Regions from separate parts of the Mus musculus genome. Here regions 1, 2, 3, 4 and 5 are each linked to region 6. The links are chromatin loops, found by intact Hi-C in ENCODE. Cell type or tissue: heart. All regions are shown on one strand.

Region 1 (5,000 bases), 510 kb before region 6:
TACAGTGCAAAAGCCCATGCCTTCAGGGAGATGATACTCTATTAGGGAAATCAGACTGCCAAAAATTAAAAGCTACAGCTGAGGATATAGCTCAGTGGTAGTGTTTGCCGAGCAAGCTCATGAACCTGGGTTTGATTCCCAGTACTGAAAAGATAACAAACAACAAAAAGACATAAATGTAAAAGCAGTCAGTGTTACATGCTGTGAAAACCAGAGCAGGGGAATCAGGAAAGTCAGGACGATGGAGGGGAGGGGTGACCTGAGGAGCAATGACACACTTGCATGTTCAGGAGAGGCCTCTCTGGGAAATGCCACTCCAAAGAAACCTTAAGGAAGAAGGGTAAAAAGCTATGTGTCTTGGGTTGCTTTTTATTCCTGTGATAAAAACACTGACCAAAAACTATTTTGGGGTTGAGAAGTTTATTTGCCTTATAGGTACAATCCATTATTAAGGAAGCCAAGGCAGGAAACCCAGACACAATGGAGCAAAACACCAATGGAGGGGTCCTGTCTGTAGTCTGCAAACGCTCACCTGAAGACTCTGCCAACTCCAGAAGTCTGAAAGGTTTATAATAAGACATTGGGGAGGACATGCAGGAACTAGAAGCAGTATAGACAGATTAGCTTACTCATAGAGTTCTGCTCTGGAGAACAGAGAGATGGATGGGGCTGTGGCTCAGCTGGCAGAGGGCTTGCCTCGAATACATGAAGCCCTGGGCTCAATCTCAGCACCATAGAAACTATCTACCAGATTTAGTGCCACACACAGCTCTATACAGGAGGGTTTGACCATGAGAAGATAGTCTCATTCTTTTTGACTACCTGTAGGCTCTCCTTGACATATAAGATCTTTAGCTGAGAGAAGCAGGAGGAAATGTAGGTTTGAGGGAAGAAACAGAGATATGCAGGAAGACAAGACAAGGGACTCACTGGGGACTATGCCATGGCTGGCAGCTCACTGAGTGGAGGCAAAGCCAGGGGAGGGGGCGATGACCAACGATGTGCACATAGGCAGAGCTGTGTATGAGTGTTCTCCATGTATACTCACTCAGCTACTGGGGGAGGGTACTGAGCTGTTCGATCATGATTTTAACATGGTTGGGGTTTGCTGACATCCTGATAGGAGGAGAGGCAGGGAGAGGAATCACAAGTGTGATGGTTAATCTAATCTTTTAAACATATTCTCTCCCCCCCACCCCTATCACTCTGTTTTTCTCTGTCTCTTGCTGTCTCTCTCTGTCTCTGTCTCTTTGCATCTCTGTCTGTGTGTGTGTTTCCGTGTCCGATAGAGGACAATGTGTAGGAGTTGCCTCTTCTTCCACCACGTGGGTCTCAGTGTCAAACACATGTCATCAGGCTTAGCAGCAAGCTCCTGTATGCATTGAGCCATCTCAGCAGCCCTCAATTTAACTTTAAACAAATACATGGTTCATTCGTGCCTGGCTGAATTAATACAAGCAAATTTGTAAACCCACAAAACTAAAGAAAGGACCCAGTCCTGGCCAGTCTTCCTGAAGCAAGGAGGAGCCACATGAGGAAACAGGACTCGGACCCTACATTATAGAGTCCTATCTGCTAAGTAACTAAATAACACAGAAGGCCAGAGAACACTGAAGCTCAAAGTTTTAATGGTTCCATCCTATAAAAATGTATGACTAGATATTATTTAAGGATTCTATATTGTTACTTACCCCCAAAATAGAGAGCAGGTCTTTTATGCATGTATATATGCATACATATATAATAGATTCCAGAAAACATCAATCTGATGAAGTTTCCGCTGAAAAAGAAACATGGGAACATTCCTGCTGACTCGCATGCAAACAAGGCAGCCAGTCACTCACAGATGGTCCTCCATTTACATGGTTCAAGCCACGTTTTCTAAGCTTCAGTATGATGTCAAAGCCAAATGCCTTTAATAGTTTTGAGTTTGGATCCTCTCCTAGATTAGTGACAAATGGTCTCTAGTGACTCTGGACAGTGGCAGTGCTCCTCAGTTCTTGTCAGCCATATGATACGCGTGCTCTACAGCATCCTGTCAGCCATATGATGCGCGTGCCCTACAGCGCCCTGTGTGTTTTGGTAGAGTGGTTATATTTGTGCATTTTAGAGGTGTGTGTATGAGTGTGTGTGTGTGTGTGTACAGGTACACATGTGTAGAGGTGTAGCGTGTGTACAGGTGCAGAGATCAACTTTGGGTTATTGTTAGAGAATGCCCAACATCTTGTTTTGTTGTTGTTACAATTGTTGTTGGTTATTTGTTTGTTTGTTATTGTCTTTTGTTTTTTGTTTTTTGTTGTTGTTGTTTTGTTTTTTGAGACTAGGTTTCTCGTTTAGCCCTGGCTGTCCTGGAATTCGATATGTAAACCAGGCTGGTCTTGAACTCAGAGATTTGCCTGCCTCTGCCTTCCAAGTCCTGGGGATACAGAAGTGTGTCACCATGCCCTGCTGGAAGAGATACTCTTAATGAAGGTATTGCTTCCATCAGATTAGCCAGTGGGTGTACCTCCTGAGTATTACAAGTGCACATGCTTGTATGCACACACAGAGGCCACTGGAAAACAGTCAGTGTCCTCCTCTATCATTCTCTATCTCACTGGAAGTTGAGGAGCATCTGTAAATCTTCAGTATATGCAATGGCTCACGCTAGTGGTTTCCATTGATAGGTTATCACCATTTTCACTCTTCCAGTCTCTGTTGTCTGTGCCTCCACCTTGCATCCAGCCCGGGTCCGAAGTAGATGAGGGTCCTACCCTGGGAAAGCTGGTCAATCCTGAGCATTCTGCTCTCCTACCTCTGGCTTCCTCTGGGGCTTCAAACTGCCTGGAATGCAGAAGTTTCTGTGAATAGTCACTTGGCCTGTCAGCTGGGTCAGGCTTCATTTAGGTTCCTCAACACAGACATCTGGGTTCCTGCGCTTGAACATCCTTCTACACTGACTTATCTCCTTTCCTCCTTTGCCCTTGTGAAATAAATGCCTGGGTGCCCCCAAGTGGCCAATACTTCTACTCTTACTTCAAGAGCCAACAATACACAAAACAAAGACAAAGCAAAACCAACCTCTTGATCTTGCATCGTGTTTACCTAAGAGGAAATATGATGAATTGTACGCCTGGAGGTTTCACATGCTGTGATTCATGTAGATGTCACTATAAAATAGCGACATTCCCTTGCTAACATTTATGGTACGACTATGCCTGCTGGGTGGGAATGGACAGAATATCAGAGAGAAGGCTGGTACAAAATGAGGGACAACATAGCAAGCTGGCACAATAGCTCAACGGGTAAGAGCACTGGCCACTCAGAGTGACAATGTGACTTTGTAAATCTTGTGACTGGGCCCCAGTCCTTCTCTCTCTCCCCCCTCACACACATACACACACACACACACACACACACACATACACAGAAATGCAAAAAGAAGAAGGAAGATAATAGTAATAATCGTATTCCTGGATTATCATTTGGATTATCATTTATCATATAAACACACGAATATATTTCCATAATATGTTAGTGAAATTTAGAAACAAGAATTAATTTGGCTTTTAAAAACAGAAGACGTCAATTTTTTTTCCTTTGAGAAGAGGTCCCAAATCGCCCAGTGTGGCTTCATTTTACTCTGAAGCCAAAGGTGACCTTGATCTTCTGCTCTTTCTGCCTATACTTCTTGAGTCCGAGATTAGGCAGGTACTGCTGCTGCCTGATTTATGAAGTACTGGGTATCAAACCCAAGGCTTCATGCACATTGGGCAACCACTCTACCCACTGGGTTTTATCCCAACTCTGACAATGACTTTTGAGAAGAAACTATTATAACTATGAACTTTAAGAACAAAATTAGCCTTAGAGCTTAGAGTACAGCTGCCTTCTCTTTCTGAAAAGAGTGACAGGAGAGTCTGTGGTCACTACAGCAACAAGGAGGATGACTGACAAACACAACATTTAGTTTCCCAGTTACTGAGAAAATGAGACCAGGTTCACCAGCGACCAACACCCTGAAGTGTAGGGGTGAGATGATCCTACAGGCATAGGATTCCAAGGCCCCTTGTCCAACTGAATGCATTCAACTGGAACCTCAGTAGACCAGGAGGGTTGATGCTGATTCCCTGATAACCCATTTGTCCACTTCTATATACAAATCAGAACCAATAGACAAGGCCCGGGTTCTGCAACAGCTCAAGGACAGTCCGACTCCAGGAGACCCTCTCTCAAGCAAACAAGGAGCAAACAAATGGAGGCAAAAATAAAACCCAATAGGAAATCTACAAAAACTAAAATAACACAGCCATGGTTGTAAAAAAAACAAAAAACAAAAACAAACAAAAAAACCAACAACAAAACAAACAAACAAAACAAAACAAAACAAACAAAACCAAAAACAAACCACAACTCTTTATGCCTCTTAAAAACTGACAGGAAAATACTTCAGGGATCCTGAAGGAGCAAAGGTCCCTGGCAGCTGCCAACAGTCAAGCCTGGCTTGAGAAGACAAGGACGACCATTTATGAAACTTTCATCCAGCTGCTTTGACTGTTTCTGATTTGTTTGAGCTTAATTTTAGGCTGCTAACTAAGAGTGTGGCATAGTCCTGTCATCTTAGTGCTTTCAAGGCTGAGACAGGAAGATTGGGAGTTCAAGGCCAGCCTAGGGTACAAATTGAGACCTGTCTAAATCAACCACTAATAGTTATAGTAATAGATAAAAAAAAATGTTTGTTAGCAGAAGGATTAATTTGTATCTTTGTTTAGTGTTTTGTTTTGGGGACAAGCTCTTACCTTATAGCTAAGCCTAGCCTAGAACTTACTATATAGCCCTAGCTGGCTTCCAACTCCCCTACCTTAGTCTCTTGAATGTTGAGGTAACAGACATGAGCTACCATGCCTGCCTCTGAGTCTGTTAATAGAACCTTTATTCTAATACCCGATGAATACCTACTATGTGCTAGGGATTCAGTAGACACTAAAGGTTCAAGGTCCAATAATAAATGGACCTCACAA
Region 2 (5,000 bases), 120 kb after region 6:
CCCTAAGCTGGTGCCATCCCAGTACTGCCATGCCTCGGGGATAGAAAAGAGACTGGTGATGTCAGCCATGTTCAGAGATCAATAGGGTCAGAGGTGCTCTCCTTCCTGTTAGAGGTTGCTCAGGTCTGGGGTGAGGGAGCAGTTTCGAGAGAGCTCCCATGTCACCAATGAGAGGTGGGTTGAAAACAATCTCTCACTGGGTTGCTTCTTTATCTCTGAGTTTAGTGAATAAAGTCTACAGTGCCAACTCTGTGATGATGTACGATCCGGACAATGTAGGAATCCATTGCTCTGGCAAAGTCTAAGTTCTCAATACTCCCAATCACGACAACAATAGCAGTAAAACTGATGGTTTCAACCGCAATATGAAGATACCTCAATGAAATACAAGAAACTTGCAGTTTTTCGTTTGTACAGGGTAGGTAGATAAGAGTCAGAGATTCGAAGATTAATAACATTTAAACTTAGATGAAAAAAATTAATTATTGGTCTTGTAAGAAAAATTGATCAGGTATTAAGAACAAACCTTCTCCTCCCCTCCGTCCTTGCCCCCTGAGACAGTCAGCGAGCTGGTCTTGTCCCTAACTGGTTGCAGGTTTTGAGAGAGCGGGCCCTGCACCTTACCTGAGCGGCACAGAAGTGTTGGCCCTGATGGGAAAGCAAGGGTAAGCCAGTACCTAGGGTCTGAGAGTGGGAGAGCTGACCCTGCCCTTTGCCAGCTGCAGCATTGGGGGAGCTAGCCAGGCCAGTGCTGGAAAGCTCACCCTGGCAGTGTGAATGCAGAAGGGCTGGTGAGCTGGCCAGCTCAGCTCCCACCTAGGCCCAGCTCCAGGGCTCTGAGTTGGCCCACCTCAACATCTACCCCATCTATGAACTGCTGGACGCAGGAAAGGATTTGTCCTGCAGATCCAAAGCTGCAGGATCTCCATGACACAGGATAAGAAAGAGGAGTCCCTGTGAGGATCCAGTATTGATAGCATAGCAGAAGCCAGACCAATGACTCATTGCAACGAACGTTTGCGAGTAAACGTGTGTGGACAAAAGGGTGTGCTGTGGAACCACTGCGACACACTACAGCTTCCGTAACAAGATATTTTCTGTTTTGTTGGTTTTTTTATTCTCTTTTGGTGGGCGGGGGGTGAGAGATGAGTGGGATTGGGGTGCATGGTGGGAAAGTCACAGGGACTCAATAAAAAGCTTAAAAACAAAGCCTTAAAGTTGTAAAGTTACCTGTGATGGTTTTAACTGTCAACTGGAAATAGTCTAGAGTCACCTGGAAGCTGGACCTCCAAGAATGTGAGACTGTCTGGGAAGGATTATCTTAATTGTGTTAGTTAATGTGGATCCTGAACTATATAAAAATAAAGATGTGTGAGAACTATTGAGTATGCCTTAATCCACGCTCTTCTGTTCTTCAGTGTGGCTATGTCCAGTTCTCAAAAGCTCCTGCCTCTGCGACTTCCCAGCAATGGTGGGCTGTAACCTGGACTACAGATGAAACTCTCTCTCCCTTAAGCTGCTTTCGACAGCGTGTATTATTACAGCAACTGGAAATTAGACTAAGACATTTCCTTTAAAGCATTCAGATTACCCTACGGAAGCTAGGAGGCTGGGGAGAGAGTACACAGTGAGAGCTAAACTGGGAGCAAAGAGATACAAATGAGCTCCTGTGTTACTGCTTTTTACAATAAGTAGAAATGGGTTACATTCACTGATCAAGTGCTGAGACCCTCAGACGGTTGACAAAATGTGTGCAGCACTATATAATTCAGAGGAATACATGGAGCCCACGGGTGTAAAGAGCAGTTCACCACACACACACAGACACACACACACACACACACACACACACACACACACACACACACACACACAGTAAGAGGAAAATATAAAACAATGGAAATCAGAACCATCAGTCTTAGTAGACAAAAGATGACTGTACCTTGCAGAGCTGGAGGGGGAGGGGGAGAGGAAAGTGCACTGCATATACTTGATGTTATTTTTATTAAGGTGAAATTCAAAGCAACACTTTGTGCGTTTCAGAGTTTACAAAGTTTAACATTTCCCAGCCCACAAAATGGTATCAATACATTTGAAATAATCACCATGAAAAATAATTCTCTTTCTAGATTCACTGCTATTAAAATGAAAGGAAAAAGAAAAGAAAAATTCTTTCTAAGATTTTCATGTCTCACAACTGAAAAAATATCTATTTAACCCTTTATTTCAAGAATAAGTAAAAAGGCTGGCTAAACAAAATTTCTAACATTGATAATGAAAGTGATAAATATGATAAATAGGTAAAACAATACTTGAAAGAAAACTAAAGAACTGAATTGATTTGCCAAGAAAAAAAAATAGTAGCAGTGATTGGACTGGGGAGACAGTTCTAGGGTAAGAGCAGTTATGGCTCAAGCATGAGAACCCGGGTTCAAATCCCCAGCATCCTTGTAAAAAGCCTTCATGGCCACATGTCAAGAGACTCTCAGGGCACTGCTGGCTGCCCGTAATGGGAGAGACCCTGTCTCCAAGAAAAACAGTAGGCAGTGATGGAGTGGCAAAGGCCACAGTCTATAATAACAGGAGACAGGGCAAAGACCAAACTGTTGAGACTCCAGACGTCACAGAGCCCTCCCTTGGGACCAAGAGAATTTACAAAAGTCTTCCAAAAGACTTAAATTCTGTTTCACTTAAAAACAAAAAAACAAAACAAAGCAGTAACAACAGCAACAACCCAAACAGGCAAAAGAACACACCTCAGATTCAGTTTTACCATGTGAAGCCCCACCCTGTTCCTCACAGATTCAGTTAAAGCCTGCTGCTCCATCGGGGTACACCAGCTTATCTCTTGTCTTTAGCTCCAGTTGCCTATGGTCTAAAGGTAAGCGACCTTTTTTCATTTTTGATTTTGTTTTTAAACCCGAGAATTTGAAGATGTTTATACTCATACACTTTTAAAAGACTTGATACTGAAGAAATTAAGGGAACCTCGCCACCTGGTGGCACTAATGGTGTGTGACATTAAAGAGGCCCCTTTTGGTCTGAAAAAAAAAAAAAAAGAAAGAAAGCTTTTGCCTAGACACTTCTCAAAACAGCAGAGCTGGCCTCTGCCCTGGGATCATTGTCCCTGTGCTTGCCCAGGTGGCAGGCTCGTCTTAGTCTTCAAGTCAGATGGCTTGTTGGGCTAGAACTCAGCAAAGAAAGGACAACCCCCGCCCCCACCCCAAATTGATTTCTCTTTCAAACAGATAAGTATTCATGCCTTTTATTAAAGGGCTCACAATCGCCCAGAAAGTTCTTATTCTAGAATATTCTCTCCATTCTTGCTTCCTGCATCACAGGCTTCAGATTCTAGCAGAAGAAAGAATATTTAGGTGTGCTTGTTTAAACAAGTCATGGCATTTAATGTTGCACACGAATTAAATCTTTGAACATCTAATGATTTCTCTGGGTATGCTGCATTCTTAAATATTTAATTTATAAGTCACAGCATTTGACATTTTGGCAAAGATGTGTCCTGCAGGCTGCCTGCTAATTACTTTAAAAAACTAAAATGCACGCACAAAAAGATCTCTGAGCACCACCCCAGGATTCCGATCCTGTTGGATTGTGGTTGAATCCAGGCCTGGGCGTTATAAAATCTTTCACAGGAGATTACTATAGAATTAACAGCAGACAAAGAATGTATACGTTCAACACAAACATTAGAAATCAGACACTGGGGCTGGAGAGGTGGCTCAGTGGTTAAGAGCACCGACTGCTCTTCTGAAGTTTCTGAGTTCAAATCCCAGCAACCACATGGTGGCTCACAACCATCCGTAATGAGATCTGACGCCCTTTTCTGGTGCATCTGAAGACAGCTACAGTGTACTTAGATATAATAATGAATAAATCTTTAAAAAAACAAAAAAGAAATCAGACACCATTTCGCTTGCCAGCTTGGCAGACAAGATGAAGTGCTGTGAATTTTGCCATCAGTGATGACTTGGGGACCAGGAATTAGAAAAGCGCTCAGTTGTTTCTGCCATTTAAAACCTTAGGGCTGTGGTGCCGCTCAGTGTGGGGGTTCATGCCTACTGGGAGTAAGACCCTGGGTTTAGTTTTCAGCCCTGCCAAAGGTCAAATTCAGGTTGTCAAGATTTTTGACAAGTGCCTTTCCCTTCCATCTTGAGCTTTCAAATGTTCTCCATTATTTCTCACAGCCTTTCCGATGTGATCATTATGTCTATTATTAATTAATACATTCATTTGGTTCATGTAGACATGACATGCAAGTACTTTACTAAGGCAAGATTTTTACTATTAAGCTATGTTGTATTCTAGTGAGAGGAGGTATTCAAGTGCTTATATTCAAGTGGTAGCTGTGACTTCTATTTGCTAGTTTATAAGGGCTTGAGTCATAAAAAAATAAGAAGGGGTATCAGAAGTGACAGCTAGCCATACTCTTACATTCAAATAAGCTTTTAAAAAAATACTTTTGTGTATGGATATATTTTGTCAGAATGTATGTCTGTGTATCACATACATGCATTGCAAGCAAAGGGCAGAAAGTCAGACCCCTTGGAACTGAAGTTACAGCTGTTAACTATCACATCAGCGATGAGAATTGAACCTGGGTCCTCTGGAAGTGCTGTTTTCCTCTGAGCAATCTCTTCAGGCCCCCAATAGGCTTAAAAAATGTTTCATTAAAACACATATGGGCTCCTTTGGAGTTGTTTGGTTTTAGTTAGTTTTGTGTTACTCTAATGAAACTCCAGGCACCAACATCTTAAAAAGAACAAGTGTTCAACATCTTGGTAGGTGGAGTGGACAGACAGATGGAAGAGCCAGAGGACTGGGTGACAGTCGCAATCTGGACAAAGCAAGCATGGTGAACCTAGTTCAAACTTTATCCTGAAAGTCAGAGCAAATTCTTCACTGTTGCACATTCTAGAATATAGGGACACAAAGTAAATGCTTGCATTCAGAAAGGAAGAAATGGAGCTGGGACAGAGCTGAGG
Region 3 (5,000 bases), 110 kb after region 6:
GTTGGTGTCCTCGGAAGCTAATCTGCAGTGCAGACATTATTCTTTGATAGTCATCTGTAGTATGTTTGGGCCTGTAAAACTTGAGGTGTCTGTCAAAGTACTACTCTGGTAGATTTAGGAAAGTGGAAGAGTTATGTAGACAGACAGACAGACAGACTTTTTCATCTCTGATAATAAGGCACTATAGAGAGTAGGTCGTTTATAAACAGAAAGCATAAACAATGTACCCTTAGATGACTTAGCTATAGATTGCAACATTAACAAATCTCATTAGAATAGAGACCTACTCACCCTTTAAAAAGTGCTGACTATCAGAGTGTTCTAAAATTCACCAGCTACTTATCAGAATGGATAAAGAATCCCTCATATCTATGACTGCTTAGGTTATTTCATTTTGCTGTGTAAATTATTATCCCATATTAGAGTGAGGAGGTATCTCAAAACATTTCCTCCCATAAAATCGGATGAAGTGCTTTAGAGATCAGAATTTCCCTTTGTGCAAATCATGGGGCAGTCTCTGTGGGAAGGCTAGAGAGGAAAGACAGCAGGGGCCACATGGGGACACAGCCAGACCGGCCTGAGCCACCTGTCACTCACGCTGCTGTTCCTGGGAAACACCTCCTCATGGCCAGCTCTTCCCAAGTCTGAAGCAGATCGTGGACCACTGGTACCCCTGACATCTGTCTCTCCTCTCCATCCCCAGGTGAAGTCTCCCAGTTCAGTCCCTTACTTGAACACCACAGATAAGGCAAGTTCTCTGCCTACCTAACCACACAATCCTGGTAATAACTGAGCTTTAAAAAAATCTTGCTGTCATTGTATCTTCTTGTATTAAATTATTTTATTTTATTGAGACATGGTCTCATGTAGCCCAGGCTAGCCTCAAATTCCCTAGGTAGAAAAGATGACCATGAGTTTTGATCCTCCTGCCTCCATCTCCTGAGTTCTTCCATTACAGACATGCACCACCATGCTCATTTTATGCAGTACTGGGGATCGAACCTTGAGCTTCAAGCATGCTAAGTAAGCACTTTACCAACTGAGCTACATCTCCAGTTGGGGATCAGTATTGCTTTAAATCATTAGTATCTAGGACTTATAGACTTTTACTAGACACTCATTAAGTAAGTGAGCTCACTTCTGGTATAAAAGCTGGCTCTCTCAGTCTTCCTCTTAAATCTCAGAGAACACTGCTTCCCACCCCAAACAACAGGAGCCATGAATATGCCCTGCCTTACTAATATATTGGCGCTTTTCACCAGTTACACGATACGAACATGCTTGTAGTTCCAACTAGTATAAGGGAAAGAAAGTTTTCTTTCATTGATTGTACCTCTAAAATCTGAAATAAAGTTTACCTCTCAAAAAAATTAGATAACCCCCAAACTGTAGCATTTGAATGTAAATTGGATTACTTCACAGAAAGATGGATTTCATAGATTGGCCATTTCAGACCGAAATTTTAAGTGTCAGAAGTGTTCTGTTTTTTTGTTTTGTTTTGTTTTGTTTTGGTCATGCCCTGGTGACAGACAGACATTGCCTGTTATGCAATTAAACAACAGAACAGGTATGCAAGATATATTCATAACCATAGAAGTCACGGAGTGCTGGTAAATTAACTGTGCCTTTAAAGAAAAAAAGAAAGAAAACATTTTGTGATGTAACTACTCCATACACACTGGTCTCTTTCACAGCACCATGAAGGCAGTGTGAGCAAGTCTCATGGATTGCACCCAACTCTGCCCTATTGCCCCTACTGCTGGGGCAATAGGTGAGCAGCAGGAGTCTGCTGGGGAAAGAAGAGTGACTTCCGATCCTGTGTAGACTAGGCTTCTTCAGTCTGGAAATGCTCCAGAGAAACAGGGAGACAGCATCTAATCGTGCGATGATGGTAAATGTAGCTGACTCCAATAATAACAAAAGCAAAAGACCTGATGTTAGAAGGCAATTAAAGGTAAATAAAAGAAGTACTTCAAATAACTCTGAGAGGGGTGAGAGTGAGGGAAAGAGAGAGGGAGAGGTGTATGTGCGTGAGAGAAAAAGATGTGTGTGTGTGAGACAGAGAGGTGAGAGAGAAAGGAATGTGTGTGTGAGAGAGAGGTGTTTGTGTGTGAGAGAGAGAGATAGAGAAGTGTGTGAGAGAGGCGTGTGTGTGTGAGAGAGAGAGAGGTGTGAGAGAAAGAGGTGAGAGAGAGAAAGAGGTAGGTGTGTGCTTGTGTGTGTGTGTGAGAGAGAGAGGTGTGAGAAAGAGGTGTGTGAGAGGTGTGAGAGAAAAAGAGGTGAGAGAAAGAGGTAGGTGTGTGCTTGTGTGTGTGTGTGTGAGAGAGAGAGAGGTGTGTGAGAAAGAGGTGTGTGTGTGAGAGAGAAAGAGAGGTGTGTGAGAGAAAAAGAGGTGAGAGAGAGAGAAAGAGGTAGGGGTGTGTGTGTGTGTGTGTGTGTGTGTGTGTGTGTGTGTGTGTGTGAACAAGAGGACTATGCGAAGGGGGAGAGGCAGGAGACGGAGCACAATGAACCCACACTATACACTTGGATGAAGCAGTTTTAACACGATGGAGGATTACGTTGCTGGCATCTGATTTTAATGAGTTGCATTCAGAGACAAGGAAATGGTCTCACTCAGACTGACAAGCCTCAGCCAAAACTCTCTCGTTGAAGGTGTTTGCTAAATCACATGTCTTTGCAAAGATGGACTCAATGATGGATTGTGACTCATCCATCAAGCTCTGGCCTGAGAAATAAGATATAAACAGCAATGAGGGACCTGTCAGGAAGGACCTTATGCTCCAAGGAGCTAATGATGCACCCCTTTGGAGAGAGCACCTTGAAGTGTTTGTGGTAACTGGAGTCAGTTCAGTCACCAACCAGAAGGTGGCGCCAACTCTGAGAGAGGTGGAGCTGAGGGATGGAGCGCCTAACCAATCAGCGCGGAGTCATCCTCTCTCTGGATTTCCTGTGACTAATGATGAATTGCCCTACCAGGCGGAGATGATGCTTCTGTGAACTGAAGCCGAGCACATCAGCTTGCTTTAATTAATTATATTTTCCCCCAAATTGCTTTGAGCTACACATCCAATTCAGAACCACTGTCTCTTCCCGGTAGTGTTTTCTATCTCTTTTAAGAAGCGTCACAACCCTATTTAATCTTTCCTTGAAAATGTATCAGGACTTGAAGCTGCTGTAGAAAATCAGAAGAAGAAAAAAAACGGAACAGTTGTCCTTAATTTGATTATCTTCTACAAGGCAGATGACCAGAAGGGTCGCCACACTTTGGGGATCATCTCTTTGGCTTCCACACTGATTTGTGGAGCACTGTTGTGCTAGGACTCCATTTTCTCATCTTTCCAACACCCAGAGCCCTGAGTTTATGAAGAGAGTGCACACCCGACTGAGGTGATCTAGAATCTTCTGGGAAGAGAGTCTCAGTTAAGTCCCAAGCATGCATCCGTTCATCTCTCTGTGCTTGACTGTGAATCATGATTTTTAAGTTCATTCCACACTGACGTTCTACTACGGTGCTACCCGGATTTCTGAGCTAAAGTAGATAATCTCATCAATATACTTTGTCACCGCATCAGAAATGCAACCGGGGCAGCACTTTGGAAACGCTTAGCACCATCTTCTGCCCACGGAAGGGTCATCTTGGTTCATCTAAGCCCATCCCAATGCCACTCTCCTTGCCAATGAACCATTAGGGATGGGTAAGACTATAATTCTGAATTCCAACTGCTGGGGAAGTTTGCCTCCTTCACAAGATGATGTACAAAGAGCTTTCCCGGTGGAGTAAAGCGATGAGGAGCAGCTGTCATAATTCTGTCATCAAAACCCAACGGGGGGCACAACGGGCACAGGGAGACAAAGGATGCCTGCCTCGCCTCGACGTTGGCAAGGAGCCCCGATGCAAAGAAAGAGTTATGCTACTCTGGGCTTTCTGTGCATAAGTGCAGGCTGGATTGGGCCTTCTGCTGGCTAGGCTGGAATGACACCAACTCAGCACTTATCCTAAGCTGCTGTGGCCTGCGTGCACGGGGCCTCTCTGCCTGCCCAAGCAGGTTAAGGAGAAGCAGCGGGATGCCGGGATGCCATTACTTCCGGTCTTGAAGAGATTCTAAAAGAGATACTTGTGCTTGCCCTTTGGCAATCAGGCTGTAGAGACAATGAACTCCAAGTTAGTGGAATTTCCCAAGAAACCTCGCACTGAGAGAAGGAAGAGACTGAGAACCTGGCATTAGCCTGAGGAGGAGCTACAAAATGTCATACCTTCTGACTAGGTGTCAGACCATCTTATAGGAGAGACTCAGGCCCAGACAGCCATGATGGTCAGGGTCTCAGCTTGACCAGGGTTGCTTAGTCATGCGTAATTCTTGCTCTCTAAATTAAACCTAACCCTTCTCTCTGGACTCCAATGATGGACACCTGTTTATCTTCTCAACGTGGCCACGTTGAATAAACCTGCTTCACCGGCGCTTGCTGGGCTATTGAGGATGGCTGGGTAGGTCTAGCTTCTTAGGGTTGTAGGTTGTGGTGGGGGAGGCCTTGACCCAAGCAACTCTGATATCAGTCTTTCCCCGTGTACAGTGTGCACGTGCACAGAAGACTAGCTTTCTGGAATTTTATAGAAGACCAGATGGCTACAGACTGACTTTAACGTATCAGGCACGATTAATAACTAAGCCAGATGTTTTATACAGATTAGCTATAGATTGTTAAATCAATCAGTTTAAAACTTGAGCCAAGGTTTATTTAAAATGTCAGGCATGAAGGTGCACATTTATAGTCCCAGCCCTTAGGAATTCTGTGGCAGAAGGGTTAGGAGCTTGAGCCCAGCCTCGGTTACAAGAGATTTTGTTTTAATACCCACTACCCACCACACTGATTTGGTTTCATTCAATTACGTAAAATGCCAAGAACTGGTTCTAAGTAAACCAACTTATTTTTGTGCCTCATCTTCACAAACAGAAAATACTTAAAGTGTTACTATGTTGTTGGGGTTTTTTTTTAAG
Region 4 (5,000 bases), 520 kb before region 6:
TTGAAACAGTGTCAAACGGAGCCTGTCTTGTAGAGTGGTCTCCTGCCAGATGCCTCCGGGGCAAATGAACTGAGCTCTTTAACTCCGGGAAATTGAGGGAGCTATTCTCTTAATTTTATTGACTTCATTTCTTTATTATTATTATTAACACTACTTTCATGTCTTGCACATCACACTCCAATTTTACGGGCATATGTACTTTAGGGTGACCTCTTATTCTAGGGAGCTACTTGAATAAAAACAGCAACAAGCCCAGGAGGACCCAGGTCCCCTCTGAGCCCACCTGGACACTCCACCCGTATCAGTCATTCTGTAGGTATTTCACAGGACAGTCTATAAAGTAAAAATGACATGACATCTGATCAGCTAGAACTCCGAGGAGCAGGCCCCAGGGAAAACCATATCCAACAAGTGGAGTGTGAGGTGGGGCTTGCTAGAATACAACACGCCTCTTAGCTCAAAAACTAAAATAACATCACCATGCATAAAACCAGAGTTCTGCCTAGCCATACTGGGAGGACACAGAGAAAGTCATTACCAAAAAAAAAAAAAAAAAAAAGGAAGCAAAAAATGCTTACAAACAATTACAACCCTTTAAACCACGACTCCAACACGAATACGCTCTTTCCTCTTGGCTCCATTTAGATTGACAGAAAAAATATCGTAGTCAGAAAAATGTAGCCACCCCCTCCCTCCCCAGCCCCGCAGGATCAACAGAATCAAAAGTATTCTTTTCTAACGCAGCAATAGCACAAGCCTTCTCCTAGCTGACACTCCAACTCCCTGATGGCACAGAAAGAAAATCTGACACAAAACAGAAAGTTCAAAGCGTTACTAACCTGGGGCCCCTGGCAAAAAGCGGTGCTCCATTTTACTCTAAAGAATGAATTCTTCCTATGAAGCTAATGTCCAAAGCAGTTGAAAGTCGAGGGGGGGGGGAGTTGGCTACCCTACAAATCCACATAAACAGGGGAAGCCGTCCTGTTCCCAAGCTCAGCTTTGGCAGGCTCCCTAAAGGCAATTCAAGCCGGTCAAGCCCACAGAGCACTTTAGCCTATAAGCTTCAATAATGAACTTGAAACCACGCCCCATATGCTAAGTAGACACTCTGCCGTGAGAAAAGAAAAGCCACACAGACTAGAGCTAAGGCTTCAGTTTTGCACTGGTTGCCGAAGAAAGCCAGAGCACACACTTAAAACAAAGAGAACTGTCATTCACTTGTGTCCCCTAGACATTGCACTAAAAGGCTGATTCACGTTAAACAAGGGCAGTACAGTCTCCCCTCCGTTGGGGCCATGAAATGACTTTTATAAGTGTTGCCTAAGTTGGGTGCTGATCCTGAAACATACAGCACTGTAACTTCAGACTGTATAATAAGATATACAGCATTATTGTTTCTGAGAGTCAGACTCATACTGTCGCTAGCTTTCCATTTTTTACATAATATAGAACAAGCTGAAAACTTCATTACAAATGCTCAAATATTAATATAGGTCACAAGAAAAATCTGTCAAAGAGCCTCCTAATGTCAGGTCTGATTTGTCTATAAATCTGTAAGTCAGCTTTCTTTATATCAGTTTGTCACTTAAGATATATTTGTAGGATAAAAAGATCCTCCCCACAAGGAGCCAGGATGATGGCTAAGCAAGAAAGGGCGCTTGCTGCCAAGACTGATGGCCTGAGTTCAAGCCCCAGGTCCCACAGGGTGAAGGAGAGAACCGGCTCCCAGGTGCCATCCTCTGGCCTCCACATGAACACATACATTCAGACACATGTGTACTGGCAAACAAACAAACAAACAAACAAACAAACAAACAAAGTTTCTCTGTGTTATCAGCCTTAGCTGTCCTGGAACTCACTCTGTAGACTAGGCTAGCCTTAAATTTACAGAGATCTACCAGCCTCTGTCTCCTGAGTGCTGAGATTAAAGTCATATACCACCATATCTCCTTAAAAAGATATTTTCAAATGCATCATTACTGTTTCTTAATATCATATACCTTGGTTTCAAAATAAACAAACTAAATTCAGTTTTTATTCTACATAAAAGTAATTGATAATTTTTTTCAAGTGACTAAACCCTAAACAGTTCACTCAGCCTTTTAACATAACCTACTCACAATAAATACAATTGTTACCTACTTTTCAACCCCAGGAATAATGTTTCAAAGACTTGCTATTTTTATATAAAGTTCTAATTTACTTAAATCGGATCTACTTTAACATAGTAAGCTAAATTTCCTCTGTAGTGTAACACAGGCTCAAACAAGGCAAGGAAAACCTGATTCATTTGCTGCCGAGCAGAACTTAGATGATAAAGCTAAGTTACTCAACACCTATGACACATAAGGGATTTGTGTTTGTTAGCGCCACAACGTCAGGCAGGCAAACCCAGAGACAGCTCAGATCTAACATCCACCTCTTCATCTCCCTAATCCAGGCCCTAGTCCAACAGTTTCTCCTGGAGATAAAAATCAGGGAAGACAGGAGAATCCCAGCACTGAGAGAAGAAAACCAGGCTGGAGCAAGTAACAGTGGATTTATAAGTGCCAGTACCCCACCTGCTGGCAGAAACAGGAGACGCCTGGAATGTTCTAAGAGACCTCAGGGGAAGGAGAGGGCTTGACAGTGGAAGAACAGGAAGAGCCAGTCCCTTTAACACTGAAGTGCAGTTAGGAATCATTAAAACGTTCTCACCTACAAAAGTAGATTTCTGGGAAATATCGATGCCAGAAAGCAATTAAACCTAAAGTCATCTCTTTCATGTGGCTTGAGTTTGCCAACATAAATCATAAAAAACAGTTCATTCGAATTCCCAAGGAAGTCTCAGATAGACCCCCGACTCAGCTAGGTGAGCTAGTGACATAGCTTCATTCTCTAAAGCTTCTTCTCCCTGGATGTGGGGGCACATCTAATTCCAGAAGCATTCCACGGGGTGAGGCAGGGGACCCTGAGTTTGAGGTCAGTCCTAGTTACACAGTAAAACCCTACAGCAATAAATAAATAAATAAATAAATAAATAAATAAATAAATAAGCTATCTTTAGGATTTATCTTTTCCAACAAAATGTATTTCCCTTTAAGCTTTGGGATATAGCATGCTTGCCTGGTACCTACAAAGCTCTGGGGTTGATCTAAAGGACCAGTGGGTGTGGTAGCTCGTCTGTAATCCCAGTACTTGGAAGGGGCTGGCAGGAGGAGGAGGGACCATAAACTCTAGGCCATTCTCAGCTGTAAAGTATGATGTCAGCCTGGTCTACTTGAGATGTCTTAAAAGCTGAAGCAAATGCAGGCTGCAAAGACAGCCTCGTTAAACACTTGCTGTGTAAGGGCAGAACATGGGTTCAAATCCCAAGATCCCAGAGACAGCTGGGCATAGCAGCTTGTGTGTATAATCTCAGCCCTCGAATAGAGTCGTGGGAGGTAGAAAACAAAGAATCCCAGATAGTTCAGGAGCCAAACAGCCTGGCACACAGCAGTGTATAATTGTGTGGGGTAGGGGGACAGACAAAGACTTTTTCCTCAAGCTATGTGGTGCAAGAAGATAAGAACCCACACCCGAGGTTATCCTCTGACCTCCACAGGTGCGTCCAGAAGTGTGCTAGACTGTATTCACACAAAAGACACCCTTTTGTGTTGTATAAGTTAATATTTCTTTTTTTTTTTGTGGGATAATGCTTTTATTTTATTTAAACATTCTTTCATTTTTATTTATTTTGTGTGTGTTTGCAGGTAGAGGAGCTCTGGGGATAGCTTCAATGCCTTTGGTGCCACATACTTATTTTGAGACAGATTTTTCTCACTGGCTTAGAACTCACCAATGAGGCTAGGCTGGCTGGTTAGTGAGTCTGGGGACCTACCTGTCTCTACCTTTTCAGAGCTGGGATTGCAAGCACTGGGGGGCATGCCAAGCTTTTATTGTTATTAGCACATCCAGCTTTAAAAAATGGGTTTTTACATCAAACTCAAATTCTTGTATTTTCAAAAAAAAAAACACTTTACTGACTGAGCTATCTCAATGAGTTTCAAAGTGGCCCTGTTTTTTTTTTCCCATTTTTTATTAGGTATTTAACTCATTTACATTTCCAATGCTATGCCAAAAGTCCCCCATACCCACCCACCCCCACTCCCCTACCCACCCACTCCCCCTTTTTAGCCCTGGCATTCCCCTGTACTGGGGCATATAAAGTTTGCGTGTCCAATGGGCCTCTCTTTCCAGTGATGGCCGACTAGGCCATCTTTTGATACATATGCAGCTAGAGTCAAGAAGTTAATATTTCTAAAATAAAAGCCTGAAGTCAACTTCACTAAGGGTGGCAAATATTTAAACCCCAGCAAAATGAAATTACATTAGGATGCAGCTTTTAAAGATGCCCAAGTGTTTAGCTTAACAGTGCAGGCATTGTTGAAGCTTCTGCTATGAGTCGGGTCTGGATGCGAGGAGCACTACCAGTATAAATTCACTTAAGCTTCATGTCCCCTTTACTGTACCTGACTAACACATGACAGGAGAGCCATCCAAGTGTATTGGGAACGTATTGACTGTCCACAGCCACAGAGCTGGGTCTAAACTAAAGTAAGTCCCTTTTCCTAACCATGAGCTCTGACCCTTCACATCTATCCCAACCTCAGATGGGGTAAAAGCTGAGGGAAAACCATGTCCAAACATGTCTGGACCTTTCTTATCATTGTCCCCTATGCAGCTGCAGCACAGTTGCTGTCATGCTGTAAAACAGTCAACCTACAATGTAGCAACTCTAAATAGCATATGTATTATACCATGTTTCATAAGGAATCTTGCTGAGGCCAGTTAAAGCCTATGAAAGATATGTAAGTTTCAGGCATATCGTGTCATTTTATATAAAGGATGTATATAATCTAAATCGATATGTATCCAAGGTTGGTTGTGCGATGTTTTCCACTGGCCACAGAGGGACACTGTACTGGACTGGCACGTGCTCTGCCAGACTCTGGAGAAGGTAAGCAGACCAGGACTGCCTG
Region 5 (5,000 bases), 650 kb before region 6:
TCAAGAAACAATCATAGGAAATAATCACAGCAGACAATATTCCAAAAGTAATATTTGAATTGCCAAGAAAGCAGACAGAGTGCAGTTAAACATCACCAACTATGACAGGGCTATGTCCCACATCAGACAACAGCAGAGATGAACCCATCTTCAGCCAGAATGTGTAGAGCAAAGGCTGTCATTGTAGCCAGGTGGATTCACCCCTGGGAAACAGCATTAGTACTAATCATTCAGGTAAAATCCTGGCAGGTGAACAGGCACAAGGTAGCAGTCAGTGGGAGAACAAAACCAACAACTAGGCAGGAAGACCGGGGTTGTCCCCAGCACTGCAAACCAGGCACGGTGACAAACAGCACTTGGAAGGTAAATGCAAGAAGATCACAAGTTCAGAGTCAGCCTCAGCTACACAGGGAGTTTCAGGACATCCTGGGCCATCAAACACTACCACAATCCCACCCAAAGGCACCTCAAACTGTCAGAGGCAACTGGGGTCCTTTGAAGCCAAGCAAGGTGCATGTCGCCCTCCACCCAAGTGTGCCCAAGGCCCTGAACCCATCTCTGTTTGGTCCACTATAAAGTCTCATTCTTCCCCCTCATAACTCCTAAAAGGATGATTAGAAAAGTGTAAAACACAAAGAACATATTCAGGTTGTCCTCTCTGCTCTAACTGAAAGCGCTCAAACTGTACCTGGATTGTGTTCGCACTTACTTCTCCTGTTTTATTTTTCTCTACTTCCTGGAAACAATAAAGGGATTAGTGCATAGATATTTTTCACTAATATGATATATTAAAACGAATACAAAAGAGGCACTAGCTGGGCCTTCTGGAGGCAGAGGCAGGAGTGTCTCTGAAATTCAAGGTCAACCTGGTCTACATAGCAAGTTCCAGGCAGCACATAGTGAGATGGAGAGGGGGAAGGAAAGGAGAAGAGGGGAGGGGAGGGAAGGAAAAGAGACAGAGACACAGACAGAGACAGAAAGAGACATACACAGAATGACTAGTTTTTTGGTGCTGTTATACTTGACAGAGCCACCATGGATAACTGCGACATCTGAATTTCATTACCCTGTAAAGACTAAGGTTTAAAAGCGCATTACTGAGCAAATAAGTAGAAACACTGTAGCTCCCTCCTTGGTGTTCAGGGTACCTGTAGTTGAAGTGCATTATTGCCTGTAGAGCGTTCCCCCCGCCTGTGGAAATGTCTCCCTCGAATCCCGGCAGCAGCGGTATCACAATGTACACCCGATATCTCTGGCCTTCCCTGCAAAAGAAAAATAAAGAAATAAAACCAAGTAGCAGCTACATCACCATCCAAGCAGACCATGGGGCTTTGGGGACAAACGAAATGCCTCCATACAGCCTTCCTCACTCAGCTTGGATGACTCTTGGATCCCAGCTATCACTATGGGATCTGAGCGCTATGCTGTATGGTACACTTAATTGGGCAGTAAAGAGGGAAACGTGTCTGCTTCCGCTTCTCCATTCATCATCCTTTGCAGGACAGAAGGCAGTTTAAAATAAATCTTGCTGATCTCATGAAAGAGGGTGTAGGAAGTGACTTATACCAAAGTTTAGAAAAGGGTGTTACCATAATGAGACTATGTAATTTTAAATAGGATTTTATTTAAATATGTGTATCCATATGTGCAGACATAGATACATAGACATATATATATATACATAATTACTATTAAGTTATGCAGTCCACAGCTTGGCAAATTGTGGGCATTTGATTCATAACTGTGGGGGTACCGGTACCTATGTCTTAGAAGCAAATATACACATAAGATTCAGTATGTTTTTCAAAACAGAGTCATCGGTATTTAGGAATGCTAAGGTTCCAGCCAGAGAATGTTACTGGGAATTCTTCAAGAATTCTGAGTGACTAGTTGTTATTTTTTATTTTATTTTTAAAACATTTATGCACAGGTGTGTGTATGTGTGTGTGTGTGTGTGTGTGTGTGAGAGAGAGAGAGAGAGAGAGAGAGAGAGAGTATGAAAACAACTTGTGAGACTCACTTGTCTCTTTCTACCATGTGAATCCTGGAGATTGAATTCAGAGTATTGCTCTGGGCAGCAAGCATCTTTACCGTTTGGGCTATCTCAATGGCCCGTACTTTATTTTAAAAAAGGACTATTATTGTATATATGGAGCATAGGCACACACGCTACAGCCCATGTGAGGAGTTCAGAGAACAACTTTATGGAGCTGGTTCTCGCCTCCCACTGTTCTTTCACATGGACTCTTGAGACCGAACTTAAGTCAGCAGACATGTGTGACAACCACCTTTTACCCACTGAGCAAGTCCCAGCCAGTGTTCATTTTCAAATCCCCAGCTTATAGAACACAGTATCTTCAGGCCACCTTTTATAGGAAACCGAAGCTTCTTAATGACAGCTAGAACAATAGAAGAAAATGCAGCTCTTTCTTTTGATGTGTATTCAGAAGCCCAGAATGCTATGCTCTGATAGACACATCAAGCCTTTTGACACCAAGGCAGGACATTGTCATCGACTAAGGCTATGCTGGAGAATGGTAAAATGGAGTTAGTGAAAACCCTCTCATAGTGCTTTGTGTGAGTTTAACATTTTGCATCAGGCTGACTTTATAGCTATCCTTGACCACAGGCTAGATAGCCCACTAGGCAACATGTACAGCGAGAGTCCCAAACTCTTAAAGCTTCTGGCTTTGCTTAGGAATACACGGGAAAGAGAGAAAGCTTGAGAGAGATGCTGGATACCTCACAGTGCACAAATACAGTTTGCTTGAGCACATTCTCTCTGCTGGCTAATTCTCAAGGGTCATCCTGCTTAAACCATTTATTATACCTAATGGTCATAGTTCGTCTTCTTGTGAACAGAGGAAGAGACCCTTCTTGTGAGAATTTTCTCTGTTCTAATGGTCAAACCTGACAGGTGGGTCTGAATGTCCATATATTCATGACAACACAGGGCAGAAGTGACTATCAAAGGGACCATAGTATGAAAAGTCAATGGCTGAGAAATGAGGCATTTGAGGGAGACTGCTGCAATGCCAAGGATTACTCACTAGATGGCAAACGTAGTTTGAGTTGGGAAGAATACAGAGAAAATGTGAACAGCCCTGGTTACTGCCTTGGTTAGGCGACAAGGCACAGTCTTTAAATGGTAAACAGGACACAGGAGAAGAACAGGAAGCCCTGAGCTACTTTCCCACAGTCCACATTTAAAAGACTGCATGAACCCAAGTGGACACTTAACTAAAGTATATTCCTGTGAGACGTCCCATAGTCATTCCAGTGATGTCCACAGTACCCCACCCACGTGCTAATAAAGCAAGTCAGCTGAGCTCCTAGCCAGGATGGAAGCACTTCTAGGTCACCTTGTTCATTGGAGCTGCCTGGCTCTGCAGTCAGAACCGGGTCTCATCTGCCTCTTCTTTCCCAGACCGTGGCCAGGAAGTGACCCATAAGCTCTGTGTCTTGCTCATTCATGACAAGCTCATGACCTGGGCTGAGGGCTGACCTGCTCCAACACACTGGGTGGAGGTTCACATAGCTTTCTATTTGGGGCAGCCTTCAGTAGAGAACCCATGCTTTCAGTGTGCTCTGTTGGCTGGGAGGATGGGGTTGGAGTCAGATTAAAAGAACATTTCAGCAAAAAGTAGGTCAAACTATACTTGATATTTTTCTTAATTATATTTCATTTGAATTTTCATTATGGTAAATATATAAAATGTAAAATTGGGCATTCTGTCCACTGTGAGAGTCTTCATCATTAACTGTGGTCCTAATTTTACATGATGCCTTCCATATTCAAAGCTTTTCATCATCATCACAGATAGAATTCGCTTCATTCCTACCCCCCAGCTTTCATCCCCCACCTCCCACTCCCTAGAGTCCCTGGCTATCTCTAGTTTACTCTACCTGGATTTTGCATATATGAGGAATCACATGAGGCTTGTCCTTTTTGGTCTAACTTGTTTTCCTTAACACACTACCCTCAAGGTTCACCCATACCGTGGCATGCTTCACAGCTCCTTCAGCTTTGTGGCTGAATATTCTTCTGTATTGTGTGTACACGTTCATCTGCTAGTGGACTGTTGGGTTGCTTTGCCTCGTGGATGTTGGGAATAAAGCTGTTATCAGTGTTGCATTATTAGCCCTCTGAGTTCGAGGCCAGCTTGGTCTACAGGGGGAGTGTCAGGATAACTAGGGCTACACAGATAAACCCTGTCTCAGAAAATAAACAAACACAGGTTTTTTTTTAATTAAAAAAAAAAAAAAAAAAGAGTGAGCGAGTGAAAATTGTTTTTTCATCCTAAGCAGAATTCTAGAGGAACTAGAACAAGCCCCTTCCCACTTCCTTTCTATTTATTTTATATGATTTCTAAAATATATTTATTTGTGTGTGTATAAGATTTTGTGCATATGTGTGAACGCACATGTATGTGCCTACATATGTGTATGGAAGCCAGAGCCTAACTCACGTGTCCCCTTCAGCACCTGTCCACATGGTCATTAAGACAGAGTCTCGCTGACTTGGAACTTCCCAGTTGGAGGAGGCCAGCCAGTGATCCCAGCGATTCAGCTGTTCGAGGCCCCAGCACGGGGATCATAAGTTTATACTGCCATGGCCAGCCTTTACCTATAGATTGTGGGGATTAAACTCAGTCTTCATGCTGGTCTAGCTCCAGCTTGACTGACTTCTCTCCACCCTATGGGTGTAGGCTTTTGGAAAAGAATACTTTAAGGCCTTTGGTTGTCCTAAAGCTGCTTGCACCTTTCAAAGAAGAGTAGCAGCTCCCTCCAGGTAGGTGAAGGCCTCTCCATCCCCCCCTGCCCTTCTTTAGGAAATCCTCTTCTTCTTAATGCCGCTTCCCTCATGCCCGAGCTCTCTGCTGCATGGAGGGCAGTCAGGAGAAATGGCTTCAGCTCAAGGTTGGGTCTCAGGACCTGAAGGAACCACAAAGAAGCTTCTGCAGCAATGAGCAGTCATTACAGCAATGAGCAGTCAGGGT
Region 6 (5,000 bases):
AGTGTTAAGATGAGGCCATGGGGCTTGCCACGGAGTCTCCTGACCTGCGTTGAGTCCCTGACACCCGAGTGTAAATGGACAGAGAGAACCAGCTGCGGACCCCACCCCACCCCTCCCTACCCCCGCCGTGGGCAGTGACATACATGAGTGTGCACGTGCACCCTCACCACGAATGCGTAGGAGGTCAGACAGGGCAGGGCACGGCAGGAGAAGCCTTAGGGCCCCAGAGACGCACTTGCTTTTTCTTTCCTTCTAATAAAACTCACTGGGATTCAACAGGAAAAGATACAGTTGTCAAAACTTTAAAACATAACCAGATTTTACTAATATGGCAAAAGAGAGAGCCATGCAAACAAGTGGCGATTGTCTCTGGCTTGTTCTGACACCACAAGCACCTGGAGGTGGGGTTTTTTTTTTAAGCCTGTTAAGTACTGTTTTAGGCCGGAAATAGAATTCTTTGAGATGGGCACAGCTGTTCTTAACATAAACTCAGTTTCTGTGCTAGAGGCCTTATCTGATGTCTAAATTAAGACTAGGAGAGGAGTCAACATCTCCAAGTTGCTTACTGAGAAAGTGTAAGTCTGCCTGCGGTTGCCCTGGCTCGCCCAGGTATGGACTCGGTGCAAGAGTAGGTGCTGTTTTACACTGATGGCCTGGCCGGTCCATGGGGTTGTGCGTCATAGGGCCTTTTCATGTGTCTGCCCATAGCCCAAGCTCCACTGTCTAAATTCCCAGTTCCCACGGGCTATATCCTAATTCAGACCTAACAAGGCACAGTACCACCGGGCAGTAATAAACATCTAACTGGCCCCTGAAGGGACTTATGGAGGTTCATTTATGAATAGGATAGGGTGGGCATATTTCCCTAAAACAGCTCCCGTGGTAAAGGCTCCCACAGAGGGAGCAAAACAGCGGCCGACAGCCTGCAGGCGCTTTTCCCCCTGAGCTTCAGCCTCATGGGGCACCCTCCAAGTATCTCCAAGTGTCTGTCACCACCATCACAGCTGCATGCATGGGCTCCCTGGACACAGCAAATCATCTGTAAATGGCCTCACTGGTGCCCTCAGCAGCACCTTGTACAGGAAGCCTGCACCATGTGACAGCACCTGCTGCATAGCCGGCCCTGTGGCTACCTCAGCATGGCATTTCACAGCTGTGCAGCACTGTACCCTCCTCCTGTGCCAACTCCCGTGTTGGTAGTCAGCAGTGTCATAATGCTGGGACGATAGGAAGTGCCTCTACATTTCAGTGTTGGGTGATGCCAGGTTGCCGTGAAAGCCACTTGGTGTTTTTGTCTCAGATGCTGTTTCTAATGGGGACTGTCATGCTGTTACCAAGGCCTAAACTTACACCCATCTCATTTTCCAGCTGGGCAGTGGGAAGTGGCCTACAGTGGATCGGCTACAGAGTATGTCTTTACCCATTTGAAACCAGGCACTTTGTACAAACTGCGAGCGTGCTGCATCAGTACCGGTGGGCACAGTCAGGTTGGTTCATCAATGTGTGGCAGTGGGCCTCTAGATCAAGTTGGGAAGTGCCATGTGAGTAGTGCAAGACGATGCTGCAGTTTTAAGTGTTTCTCGTCGATGCAGCCTGCTTTAGTGTCACATCTGGATATGAAACATAGTCCTGACAGGGCAGAAACGGTACCCAAATCCTCCACACATTCTGATGGGATTCTGATGTGTGCAGACTCTCTCCCTTATATGACCTTCACATAATTGCACGGAGGAGAAGAAATTAGTTAGGATTTACATTAACTAAATAAGGGAGACCTCTGCCATTTCAAGGAGGGAAAAGTGTAGAATTTAAGAGTCAAGACAAGACCTGCCTGGCTGTGCTGGGATGGGAACACATCTGTGAAGGTCCTTTACTGCCACCTGCTGGGAGACTGCTGTAAAAGCAGGATAAGTCTGATTAATTGCACTTCAGCTTTTCTGTAGTTCCCTGTGTAGAGCCTGCAGGCAGCAGCCATGGCTTCTCTCTATCAGAATGACTGTAGACAGCCAGGTGGCATGCCAGGAGACTCCAATTATACCACACAGTGCTCACAGGTTCAATATATTCTAATAAATGCAGACAAAGTACTCTAGAGTCTGGGTGTCATAGTGACATCATGAGAGGCACTGTGATAGAAGTCTTCTTTTCACTGTAGATGATTCGAAACCATTAATGGTAAGAGAAAGAGAGATGGTACCTAGTGAGCCAGTAACAGATTGATAACGTTTTCCTGAATTTTACATATACACAAACACTCTGCCCATGTATATCATAGCAGTTCCTCAGGGTCTAGAGTTTTGTCTAGACAGAAAGACACACACACACACACATACACACACCCATGCACCCCACACAGGATAAGAGTCCAGTTAAAACACTTGCAGAGTCCTGGGGCTGCCCGGAATGTCTCCCTGCTGGAGTATATCCAGACTGAGGCCACAGGGCATCAGTGGTACCTGCCATGTGAGCGGTTCGGCAGGGCAGCATATGCACTAGCTGAAGGCATAGCGTCCATCCATCCGGTCCCCACCAGCATGCCTTGGAAGGAGTTGGAGCTCTCTGGCTCCACCTTGTCTCCTCGATCCTCATAAGATGATCAGCTTTCATACCACCAGCTTTGCAGAGCGAGATCCCACGAAGGAGGCCTAGTCTCTTTAGCACTGGCAGGTCTGCTGTAAGCGGCAGGCTCGGTGGGTAAATGCCCCCTTTACCTACTGCTCTGCTCTTCCTGGGGCGGCCTGGCCATTTACAGAACCATTCTCAATTTTATCAGTTGTTTTGTGTTCTCTTGGACCCTCAAGGAGGGTCTTCCTACTGCTGATGTAAAGGAAAATAATATGCGTACACGGGTGGGCCGTCCGCAGCCCTAGTAATCTGACATCAGAGAGAGCCGCTCCAGGTAGAACGAGCATTGTGTGCAGTGAGAGCCCACACTTCCTTATGCAGACAAGCACAGAGCCTCCTGAAGACCTTTATATATGTCAGCACACACATCTAGTGCGTTAACTCCCTTTGGCCCCATTTACAGTTGTGGGATAGAGTTAGCCTGGTGGATAAGGTGTGAGTGATTCACAGTAACTAAGCCATGGTCTCTCCGGTGTTTCTCCCACAGTGTTCTGAAAGTCTCCCTGTCCGCACACTAAGCCTTGCACCAGGTCAGTGCCGACCACCGAGGGTTTTGGGTAGACCAAAGCACAAAGGAGTCCACTTAGAGTGGGGTGAGTGAACAAATCTTCACACTGGCATCCACCAGGACAGTGGGAGACTGACACAGCGCTCGGTCACTCAGCTCCAGGGCTTCCTTCAGAAGCTGGGTCACCCACTGGCATGTCTGGTCTCCAGAGCCTGGACCTTGGCTGTCTCTCAGGCGCAGCCTTCTATTGCTCATGCTCCCGTTCCTGACAGGGCTACTCTTGCTGTTGCTACTCTCGACAATAGTGGCCGTGTTTCTAGAGAACATTCCAGAATAGCCTGCCTCGTCCAGGGGTTGTTCAGCACCAGAAGAAAACATGCATGATTTAGAGATCAAACCAAGAAATGGTTCAAAGAGCAGTGTCAAGTCCCTCCTCTGCGGGTTCTGGGATTTTCCTAGCCTTGTCTAACAGCACTTCCAGTTGTGCCAGCAGCCTACAAGTGTGCACATAGCAAGTGCAAATGTGTAGAACATTGGCAGACATTTTGGCCACCACTTATGTCTAAAGTGTAATAAAATGGTATGCCGGTTTGGGGTCATGTAGACTTAGCAGGGTGTCTCACTTTAAGTTATAGATATTTTTCCTTCCTTCCTTCTCGTTATTAAATGTGAAAGGTTACCTAGTACTCCTGTTATCCCTGAATTATTTTTAATATAATAGAACGTGTTTAAATGCATTTGCTTTGGGTAGTTTGGCTCATTCGGGAGCTTTTTCACCTTTTTGAATAGGAGGCGCCTTTTGTAATAGAAACCTAAGGGCACATCACCTATATATTTTAAACAGTAGCAATAGAAAATCAAATGTAAGTCAGTCAACTAGAAATCCGAAGACTGAGGCTGGAGAGACGGGCAGTGGCTAAGAGCACTTGCCGCTATTGCAGCGGGCCCAGGCTCAGTTCCCAGCGCCCATGTGGTGTCTCCCAAGCACCCAGAGCTGCAGTTTCTGAGGTTTCCATGCCGCCTTCTGGCCTCCACATACGGTGCACACTCATGCATGCAGGCCCACTCAGACCTGAGTAAAAATAAAATAAAGAGAAATCCAAAAAAGCATTCAAAGATGAACATTTTTTACATCCTCAGATGTGCCTGCGTCTGAAAGTGGCTGTGAGGTCTCAGAATACAGTGTGGAAATGACGGAACCCGAGAATGTCGCCTCAGAGGTGTACCATGGGCCTGAGCTGGAGTGCACGGTTGGCAACCTGCTGCCTGGAACTGTGTACCGCTTCAGAGTGCGAGCTCTGAATGACGGAGGGGTGAGTATGAGCACACAATTAGAGCACAAGGTGCCTTTGTTAGCCTCCTGCAACCTCTCAGTTGTATGTGACAACTGTTAAAGTATATGTAACAACATCCTTATTTGAGAATCGATGTCGTCGTGGTTTCCTGTAGGCCCCACACTACCAAGTTTCTGTCTCTCATTCTTTCCGTGTGTGTGTGTGTGTGTGTGTGTGTGTGTGTGTGTGTGTGTATACTTTTGATAATTCATGAAAGAATTTCCCGCTCTCATTCATTTCATCACCTGTAAGAATTAGGGCTTCAGATCAGTCCTAGTAAAAGTTGTCCAAGGGAACTGGGCAGAGGGAGTTGGGGAAACACTTGCCATAAACTGAGTTAGAGCTTAAAACCTACATCATTAAAAGCTGGAGTGGGGAACCCCCTTGGAACCTCAGCACTGTGAAGGCAGAGACAGGAGGACCCCTGGGCTTACTGGACCGACTAAGTGAGGTCCAGCCTCGTCTCGGAAAAAGAGGTGGGCAGGGGCTGAGAACCAGATTATCGCCCGCTCTGCACGCGTGCATGGACCTAT

Evidence for each region. Hi-C counts contacts between places; a loop is a spot of excess contacts. Peaks named below come from ENCODE experiments on the same cell type or tissue, not always from the same donor. Only the 100,000 strongest peaks of a DNase experiment are listed, where the experiment ranks them.
Region 1: a loop joins it to region 6, with 2.3 times the contacts of the local background. A loop is called at or near these places in 8 of 42 quality-filtered maps.
Region 2: it touches region 6 in a loop (3-fold over the local background); 15 of 42 quality-filtered maps call a loop at or near these places.
Region 3: it touches region 6 in a loop (2.6-fold over the local background); 15 of 42 quality-filtered maps call a loop at or near these places.
Region 4: a loop joins it to region 6, with 2.6 times the contacts of the local background. A loop is called at or near these places in 6 of 42 quality-filtered maps.
Region 5: a loop joins it to region 6, with 5 times the contacts of the local background. A loop is called at or near these places in 14 of 42 quality-filtered maps.

Annotation. Positions count from the first base shown.
Region 1 is chr3:27,971,186-27,976,185 of GRCm38, reverse strand. All of the region lies in intron 2 of Pld1 (phospholipase D1), which reads right to left. Among named protein-coding and RNA genes, the nearest start is that of Pld1, 35 kb to the right of the region's middle. In heart, a CTCF peak has its summit at 3,000 (motif pointing left); no DNase peak of the experiment used is centred here.
Region 2 is chr3:27,336,653-27,341,652 of GRCm38, reverse strand. Tnfsf10 (tumor necrosis factor (ligand) superfamily, member 10) reads right to left here. Exons shown (of 5, transcript NM_009425.2): 5 at 1,988-5,000. Among named protein-coding and RNA genes, the nearest start is that of Tnfsf10, 22 kb to the right of the region's middle. In heart, a CTCF peak has its summit at 3,001; no DNase peak of the experiment used is centred here; H3K27me3 peaks cover 280 bases.
Region 3 is chr3:27,343,616-27,348,615 of GRCm38, reverse strand. No RefSeq gene overlaps it. Among named protein-coding and RNA genes, the nearest start is that of Ghsr, 25 kb to the left of the region's middle. In heart, a CTCF peak has its summit at 2,862 (motif pointing right); a DNase peak (open chromatin) is centred at 2,895.
Region 4 is chr3:27,980,176-27,985,175 of GRCm38, reverse strand. The region is part of intron 2 of Pld1 (phospholipase D1); the gene reads right to left. Among named protein-coding and RNA genes, the nearest start is that of Pld1, 44 kb to the right of the region's middle. In heart, a CTCF peak has its summit at 2,572; DNase peaks (open chromatin) are centred at 365, 1,025, 1,685 and 2,555; H3K4me3 peaks cover 835 bases; H3K27ac peaks cover 341 bases.
Region 5 is chr3:28,105,997-28,110,996 of GRCm38, reverse strand. Pld1 (phospholipase D1) reads right to left here. Exons shown (of 27, transcript NM_001164056.1): 22 at 1,149-1,262. Among named protein-coding and RNA genes, the nearest start is that of Gm42196, 68 kb to the left of the region's middle. In heart, a CTCF peak has its summit at 3,049; a DNase peak (open chromatin) is centred at 3,406; H3K27ac peaks cover 443 bases.
Region 6 is chr3:27,458,163-27,463,162 of GRCm38, reverse strand. It overlaps Fndc3b (fibronectin type III domain containing 3B), which reads left to right. Exons shown (of 26, transcript NM_173182.3): 17 at 1,369-1,487; 18 at 3,113-3,218; 19 at 4,274-4,446. Among named protein-coding and RNA genes, the nearest start is that of Gm32738, 22 kb to the left of the region's middle. In heart, a CTCF peak has its summit at 1,888 (motif pointing left); a DNase peak (open chromatin) is centred at 1,892; H3K27ac peaks cover 401 bases.